Regions from separate parts of the Homo sapiens genome. Here region 1 is linked to region 2. A link is a contact called in ENCODE Hi-C or POLR2A ChIA-PET data. All regions are on one chromosome and are shown on one strand. The core of a region is the stretch at or near the end of the contact, and the rest is flanking DNA. Distances in the headings are between cores, read along the strand shown.

Evidence for each region. Hi-C counts contacts between places; a loop is a spot of excess contacts on that map. ChIA-PET counts read pairs that join two places held with the same protein, here RNA polymerase II (POLR2A). Pooled maps may share reads with other maps.
Region 1: a map of IMR-90 shows a loop between it and region 2 (1.9-fold over the local background). The contact joins two enhancer-like sites. A Hi-C loop is called at or near these places in 1 of 168 maps with a recorded cell type or tissue (IMR-90) and 2 of 50 pooled maps. POLR2A ChIA-PET finds 5 or more read pairs at or near these places in 2 of 52 experiments (BJ and PC-9).

The regions. Positions count from the first base shown.
Region 1 is chr6:100,443,901-100,447,970 of GRCh38, forward strand. SIM1 (SIM bHLH transcription factor 1) reads right to left here. Exons shown (of 12, transcript NM_005068.3): 9 at 3,368-3,515. SIM1-AS1 (SIM1 antisense RNA 1) reads left to right here. Exons shown (of 3, transcript NR_187148.1): 3 at 1-896. Among named protein-coding and RNA genes, the nearest start is that of SIM1, 19 kb to the right of the region's middle. RefSeq lists enhancers at 2,212-2,894, 3,577-4,070. Within about 2 kb of position 2,776, at least 2 of the 41 ENCODE cell types and tissues checked have a DNase peak (open chromatin) inside an H3K27ac peak, as active enhancers do.
Region 2 is chr6:100,226,728-100,230,770 of GRCh38, forward strand. No RefSeq gene overlaps it. Among named protein-coding and RNA genes, the nearest start is that of SIM1-AS1, 160 kb to the right of the region's middle. RefSeq lists a silencer at 2,441-2,530. Within about 2 kb of position 2,309, at least 11 of the 41 ENCODE cell types and tissues checked have a DNase peak (open chromatin) inside an H3K27ac peak, as active enhancers do.

The sequences.
Region 1 (4,070 bases), core at 1,526-4,025, 220 kb after region 2:
GGATATTCATTTACTTCTCTTTTAACTTTTATATTTGCAAAGTTTATGTTTTAAAATATTTTTAAATAGGAATTTTATACTCTAGTGGGTTATCTTTAAAAGTGGCAGAATATTTCTTATTTTAAAAATACATGTAGTCTGAAAACATAAATAGAACCAAGACTCTTAATTTTCTTAGAAATTGTTTTTCATAGTTTATTAGGTGTTCTACATTTTCTTTACATTAAAAACTAAAGCTTTCCATCTGAACTGGCTATGAATAATTAATAATACTAATTAAACTCAAGAAAATATGAATTCAAGAAAACTCACGTAGGTCTTTACACAGTATACTCCATATATTCTGGACTTTCCCCGACATCCTTGTTACTAGACACTAGTTCCATTCACCTACCCTCTTGAAAATAACCAGAGATCAAGGCCTGTCATACTTAACACTTATTTCAAAGCCTGAGGATACTCATAACTTATAAGAAAAATCTTTTTTAAATGTGTAAAGCTAACAGGGTATGTGTGTCTTGCAGAAAATTATGAACTGATCAGTGTTTTGTTTTGTTTTCTTTTGTTTTGGAGCAAGGGTTTAATGAAGAGCTATAGAAGCTTCACTGAACCTCGGAGACCCAGAAAAACTAAGGGAATTTTCGGAATTTACTCATAGTATCTTCTCACTCTCCTCTCCAGATTTTCAGAACATATGGTGGGCATACAGAAGTCAGTAAAAAGCATCAAGGCGTATACCACCTGCCTCTAAAATCATCCAGTTTTCCTATATGCCCTGTTGCAACTGCTTATTAAAACAAGGTTGCTAAATAATTCATTGTTGCTTTTGTTAGATAATAATAACTTATTTTTTAGGCATATTTTAACTTCAGCAATAAATCAGGAAATTAGAAAATCAACGAGCTTATGAATGTTGCCTCCACCAAAACATCACAACCTCATTTGACCAAGGCTTATTTTAAAACCTCTACTTTCATGACATGAAAATCCCTTTAAAATGTATGCTATTGAAACGTTTAAATTTGAAAAACATCTGGCATGTCAAACTATTTGGGAGCTTGTGGTTTTAAGTACTTTGTTTGAGGTGGTGTATTTAGAAAGAATTCACTTGTCATTCTCAGGCTTCATAGGGAAGTAGCCCTAAAAAACAAATGTATGTGGTAGTTCACTACAACCATGGAGAATCAATAGCCATCTATTTAATTTGCTAAGACAATGTAAATTAGTAACTTCCAGCCAGATGTGTGATATGCACATCAAACAAACTGCAACCTGTTCATTATGAAAATCCTGTCAACACACACTGAGCCACTTGATGACATTTCGTCTAAAGCAATTTCCACATTTGCAGCTATAAAAATTGTCCTAAGAATTTTTCTACAAGAAATTGAAGCTGAGACTCATAAAAGGGTAATCAATTTCAGCTTTTCATCTTGTGTGCTGTGTATATATGCTTCTGTGTGTTTATTTCCATTTTCATTCAGAGGTATAAAATGTTTTAACAATGTGCACCATGCTCTTTTTCCTTCTATTAATCATGTATTTATCCTCATTACATCTTTTTAAATGTGATGTAAAGTTGATCATCTAATTATACAGTTCTGAAGGAGTATGTAAAGTCAGGAATGACAGAATCAACAGAAGAAGAAATGTACACTTATCTACTGGAAAACAAAACAGAATATTTCAAAATGACTCCAAACATAAATTAAGTTTACCCATTGGGAGGTCTAACTTGCATTTGGATCATTTATATGGGTCTGTGTGACTATATACCCTGCTGTTTGATAAAAAATGATTACTAACCACAGGCACCCACCAGAGAACAGAGTGTATGTGTAATGCTTGTGATGTCTCAGACATACAAAGCACCTTCTTAAAGAATGTCCGTTTCCTTTCCATGGTAAGCGGACATAATTTTTCACCCTTTAATACTACTGTTTCACGGAGGGGGCTATTTTATGTATTATGCTTTGCCATTCTCTCTTGCATTTATTTTAATAATATGAAGAACTGTATTCATGAAATTGATAGTTTTGTTTCATGAAACCCAAAATGTTGGTGAATTTTGTTTTGTATTAAAATACACAGCCTTCTTGATATTACAAGAATTATATAATATTAACACCGTTTACTAAGATAAAAAAATTAAAAGATTATTCCTAATTGCCAGCTACTATTCTTGAATGTTGAATCCTCATCTAAGCCAAATTCATTTTCTAAGTCTATTGAATTAAATTTTTTTATTAAACAAGACACAGAACAAATAGTCTCACTGCCAAGCATAATATTTCCAACTACTACATTTTTAATTTGGCAATTTAAAACAACGTGAAACGAATCTAGTCCTTATCACCTATAGTATAGTCTGATTCCAAATAGCACCCCTTCACCAACTTCCTAATGTCTAAATAGCATTCTACTAAGTGCCTGGTGTGTCAACACTTCCAGCTTCCAAAGTAAACAACCCATGAGATCCCCTAAAATCACAAGAATTTCAACCTCTACCAAAAAAAGCGTGGGGAGAGCGCAACAGCACACACAAGAGTTCTTCATAAAGGCTTCAACCCTAAGCAATTCAACTTCCACAAACATTGTACAGAACACGCTTTCTTCACCAGCCGCACACCAGGCCACGTGATGAGCCTGCAGGGCCACACTGGCAACCAGAAACGATTATTGTTTCTAGAAAGAATAAGGCTCAAATGCAGGCCTCTGCAGCCTCCCTGTCATTCGCGCCCGCAGGTGGCACCCAGAGCTCCGCTCCTCACTCAGTGAAGCAATTACGCCCCGCGCGGGGCCTGGGCGCCGGCCAAGACTTGCAGCGTTCTCTTGGGTCCCTTAGCTTTCTACGAGTTAAAGTCAGATCCTCCTGGTCACTTAAGCCCCCTTTGTGGTTCAGGGGGGAAGCCACTCTCTCAGAACTCTTAACTTTGATTGGAGACTCTGGTTAAAATTAAGAACTTCAAACCCCAGATTTGAAAAAATGAAACAGATGTCCTGTTTGTTAACCATAAATGCCTCCGTACTTAGATCCTTTCCTCTCTCTCTCTTTCTTTCTGCCGCATTAAGTTTTATTTAATGCAGAGTTCGCTTAAAAGGTTAAGAGAGAAAAAGAAAGAGAAGAAAGCAAATATGGACTGTGATGGAAAAACTCCTAAATCTTTCTCTAGAATATAACGAAGAAAACCTCTTCAAAAAGATGAAAGTGTTCGATCTGCCTCCTCTTGGCGCAGCCAGCACTCGAGGGTCAAAATGGCATTCCCCGTGGCCCGAGCCTTGTCTAACCCGGCCGTGCCGCCACCCGCACTCTCGCAGAGAGCAGGGTCGCCTGGGGTGGGTGAAGGGGTCTCAGTCTTGCACTCACGTGAGGACATAGTTGACGCTGACGATACAGTGTGGCCTGGAGGAGCGACTGTTGTGCACGATGGTCGCGTAGCTCTGCACCCATACCCAGCCGCCGTGTTTCGCCAGGAACCTGTAGTACTTGGTGGTCACCTGTCCCTTCACCAGCACTGACGGAGAGACAGGAGGCAGATGGTGGTGAACCAGCCTGCCTGGGACTGGCCCCAAATGCAATCCCTGGTGGTAAGAATTGAGGGCTCCCTGTGGGCCCTAATAACTGCACCAGGCAGGAGAGAGAGAGAGACGACAGGCAAATTCCCAAAGGAACTGATTGTCCCGTGGTATTGCATCGAGCCCTCCGGTCACCCTTCTAGGGATGATACAGGGGTGGCCAGATGTCTTCACCATTAGCAAAGGGAGGAACACTTAGAGTTTGGAGGTTTCCTCCAGATTCGCTTTTCTAACTACGGAAGTAAGGCTCTGGGCAGCTGAGCTCCGGCGCTCACGATCCCTGCCCGGGAGATTACGCTCAAAGCAAAGCTGTATCAAAAGCCAGGCGAGTCAACGCAAGTGAGCGCCAGCCTTGGTTTTTGTTCATCTTTAGTGTGGTTCACAGATGTGAAAAAATACCAATAGGAGAGTAATATACCTTCGCCGGGGGCGGGGGACGTATTTCGCCCAGAAATGCTTCTTCCGCCTATATTAGCGGCCCGCGGATGTTAGAG
Region 2 (4,043 bases), core at 1,059-3,558:
TATGTTGTTCAACTATCACTAGAGTTTTTTTCATTTCCCAAACTGAAACTCTGTATAACTCCCCATTTCTCCCTCCCCCCAGCCCCTGGCACCACCATTCTACTTTCTATCTCTAAGAATTTGACTACTCTAGATATCTCATATAAGTAGAATCATACAATATTTGCCCTTTGGTGACTGGCTTATTATACCTGGCGTAAGGTCCTCAAGGTTCATCCATGTTGTAGCATGTGTCAGAATTTCCTTCCTTTTTAAGGCTGAATTCCTTCGTGTGAGTATATGACATTTTGTTTATTTACTCAACCAGCAATAGACAGATTGGGTTGCTTCCACTTTTGGCTATTGTGAATAATACTGCTAGGAACATCTGATCAAGCCCCTGCTTTCAATTTTTTTGGGTATATACCCAGAAGTGAAATTGCTGGATCGTGTGCTAATTCTACTTTTAAAATCTTGAGGATCTTCCACACTGTTTTCCACAGTAGCTGCACCATTTTACACTCCCACCAGCAGTGTAGAAGGTTCCCAATTTCTTTAAATCCTCTCCAACGCTTGTTACTTTTTTTTAAGTGACAACCATCCTAATGGGTATTTAATAAAGTTTTTTTATTAGAATCATTTTTCTTTCTTCTTGTAAGCCACATCACTCATGCATGCTTCAGCTAACCACGCAACCCTGCTTTTTCATCTTCATTAAACATCAGCCTTTCACAGGATAACACTTGAGCTGTCTATTGCAACCAAGTTATAATCCTGCCTACTGGAGCTTTCAAGAATGATACCACTTATGTTTGGGAATGATCCTCTGTGGATGAAAGTAGGCAAAACAACATACCCTTCATTTTCACACTGAAGAAGGTCAACAACAGGCTGTATAAGGTATGGATAAAGCCAAAGGACACTGTAATATTCTACAAAACAATTATCTGCAAACTGATGAGAAGTATCACATTAAATCTTCAGTATCAACTGTCATTAAATTTAACATGGAAATAGGTAAAATGAGACAGTTTAGAAATAAAATTGACTTTTTTTTAAAAAAAGAAACTATGGACTGGAAAGTGTATATACTTTAGATGATGTTCAGAGTGTAATAGATTCTAATGATCTATGTTTGTCAAGTCACTTAACGATTTTGTTTTTGTCCCAAGTGAAATAGTCACAAATCCCCAAATGAATTACTGAATGTGAACAAATTTCTTTTTTGCCTGTTATCATTCGCTTCCTCTTCTCAGTTCTTCCTGCACACCAGCATGTTACTAAATCAGGCACAGTGATAAGCAAGAAGCTTGCCCTCCATTGGTTTCTATCTTAAATAATTACAATCATTATCATCTAGAGCCATACAGCTGGTTCTTGTGGAGAAATGTTTATGATGCTATCTTCAAATTAATAACACTACAGAAGGAGAAGGGTAGAATAATGTCAGAGGCATTAATCAGTAACACTCCAATAAGTGGTTTATAGCATTATAGTCACCTGACTTGCATTTATGAGATGCGGGATATTCTTTTAACTGCTCTGTTTGAGGTTTTTGATGAACATAAGATTAATTAGAAGAGATTTTACTGCTGGTTCAAAGTATGTTGTTCCTCATCATGAATGTAATCATTGATGACTGAAATAACTCATTTTGTAGCAAAATCATATCATTTTGTAGCATGATATGATACACCATATCATATGGTGTAATGATTTAAAAAAGCATTATTTTATCATTACACCATATGCCACTGTAGTTGAGGCTTCGTCAGATTCCAAAGATACGTCATTTATCACAGAACTTCACCCTGAGGTAAACTGTGAGTTGAGATTCTATCAACAATAAACGTGATGACTTCATCGTTTCATTTAAAGAGAAGTAAGCTCTGTGACTGTATATTGCTAGCTTCCTGTACTTTATGCTTCTGTAGGCACAGAAAGTATTTTAAAACGTAGAATGGGGCTTTTCACACAAAGGAGTAACACAAAGGAATAGATCTGAAAGGACTGTCATCTGCGATCACTTCCTACCATCAGTTTTAAGTCAAATGGAAAAAGAGTTCTCATAAAAATGTCACTAGGTACTCTCAATGGCACTGAATTAGCTATTTGGGTACGGAAACGGATGTATTAAAGTATAAAAATTGAAACCCACCAAACGTGTATCAAGTAGGGGAAAATCTGCCTGCGCCCCTAGTGCCCAAAACACTTAACCCTGAAGTACCAGGTGTCCCCAACCGCGGGCAAACCCAATCTTGGTTCACTTTGGCGTCTCGGAACTGACAGGGCTCCGTCAGATCTTCCGTTTCCCTCCTGCGCGTCCGTGATATTGATTGACAGCCTCTCCCCTCCCACCCTCCCTGGCGGCCCAGCCAGGCAGGCTGTTTTGTCAGCTGCTCCGCCCAGGCCGGACGAGGCCGCAGCCTGCCAGCCGGCTCCGGCCTCCACACCGCGGGAGCACGCCCCGCCTCGGCCTCGCCGCCGCTCGGGCTGACACTCTGCCTCCGGGCCCGGGGAGACCTTTCCATCTGCAAATAACACTGGAGAATTCAGACTAATCGGTTCAGCTTCCCTGAGGCAAAGGGGAAAAAAAAATGTTTCTTCAAAGGAAAAGGATTAAGAGGGAAAGTGAGCAAAGGCTTGCCTGGTCTCCACTTAGGGAATCTGAAAGAGCACAATCAATTGAACAAATGCTTCACCTAATCATGGGGAAAGCAGGGTTGGAGAGGAGCTCTGTTTTGTGGGGTTTTGCTCTTGTAAGGTCACTTATGGAATCAGCTAATGGAAACAAGTTCTAAAGACTTAGACGGTGGAGAACATTTTCTTCACTCCACATTGTATTAGGTTGGTGCAAAAGTAATTGCTGTTTTTGCATTACTTTTTAAAAAATGGCAAAAACTGCAATTACTTTTGCACTAACCTGTCTTGTAATTTTTTGTTTTTCTCAAAAGGGTACTTTACTAGCCACAGTTCTTCATCCTGCACGCGCACACACACACACACACACACACACACACATCTATTGTTTATTCTGCTATTGAAGCAGTTACATAACAGGTTACCTGCAAAATGGGAGCTGGAAAAACATACATAGTTTTAATAAAGATCAAGCGACATTAGAGTCTATCATGGAAGAGCTCGATATATCCAAACTGGGAAACTATGAATCAAAATTTCATTAGAGAAATATTAGTGACTATTCTGACTTTTTTTTGTTTTTCCCTTTTTGATATTAGCCAGCTCTTCCTAAAAGTCTCTAGGCTGTTTCATCTGGAGTTCCCAAGCCCTCTTTCTCATTCATGATATCTACTTGGAAATTAGGTGTCTCAGTACAGCTGCTTGCTAATTGTAATTTAATTTGAATCTCACTTAAGAAAGCATTTTCTTTGGAGGGGGAGAAATCTTCAAGGAAAAAAATACTTTCAGGTCTTGATTTGTATAACTAACCCTTGCACTTGGTAGGTCATTAGATCTCACTAGTTTGTAATGCAATCAGAGTCAGCATTCTGCTCTTAAGGGCTACTCGGTAATTTGCTTGTTAATATATTAGCACACAGCATTGATCAAATGGCTAATCCAATCACACGCTTGTAATCGATCTCTTATTGATTACCTAGTCTGGTGATCACTTTTGTTGGGTTCAGTCAATAGTAAATGCCAAGTAGCCTTTCACACACCTAATTAGCTTATGAAATAAACCAAACATTTTGCTTGGCCCTGAAGGCAAAGATCAATGGAAAGCTTTGGGGCTGAATTCAGATGATTTTTTCATCAACTTTTCTTCCTCTCTTCTGCAGCCACTCAAGTTCACATTAACACTCTCCCTCTGGTTTGAAGACATCTGAAAAGCAGCTGCCATGGTGGAGACGCTGAAGCAGCTGTAAGCCATAAATCACAAGGGTGAGGGATTCTGGGTTGCACATTGGCATGTGGTCTGTCAGGCCAGAAAAATAGAGACATAAAAGAGCCAAAGGTCAGAGGTATGTAGAGTTTAGAAGCCTGAACTTGTGCTATATTTTATGCAAGGAAACCTTGGCATTGGTGGGTCTTTCCAAATACAC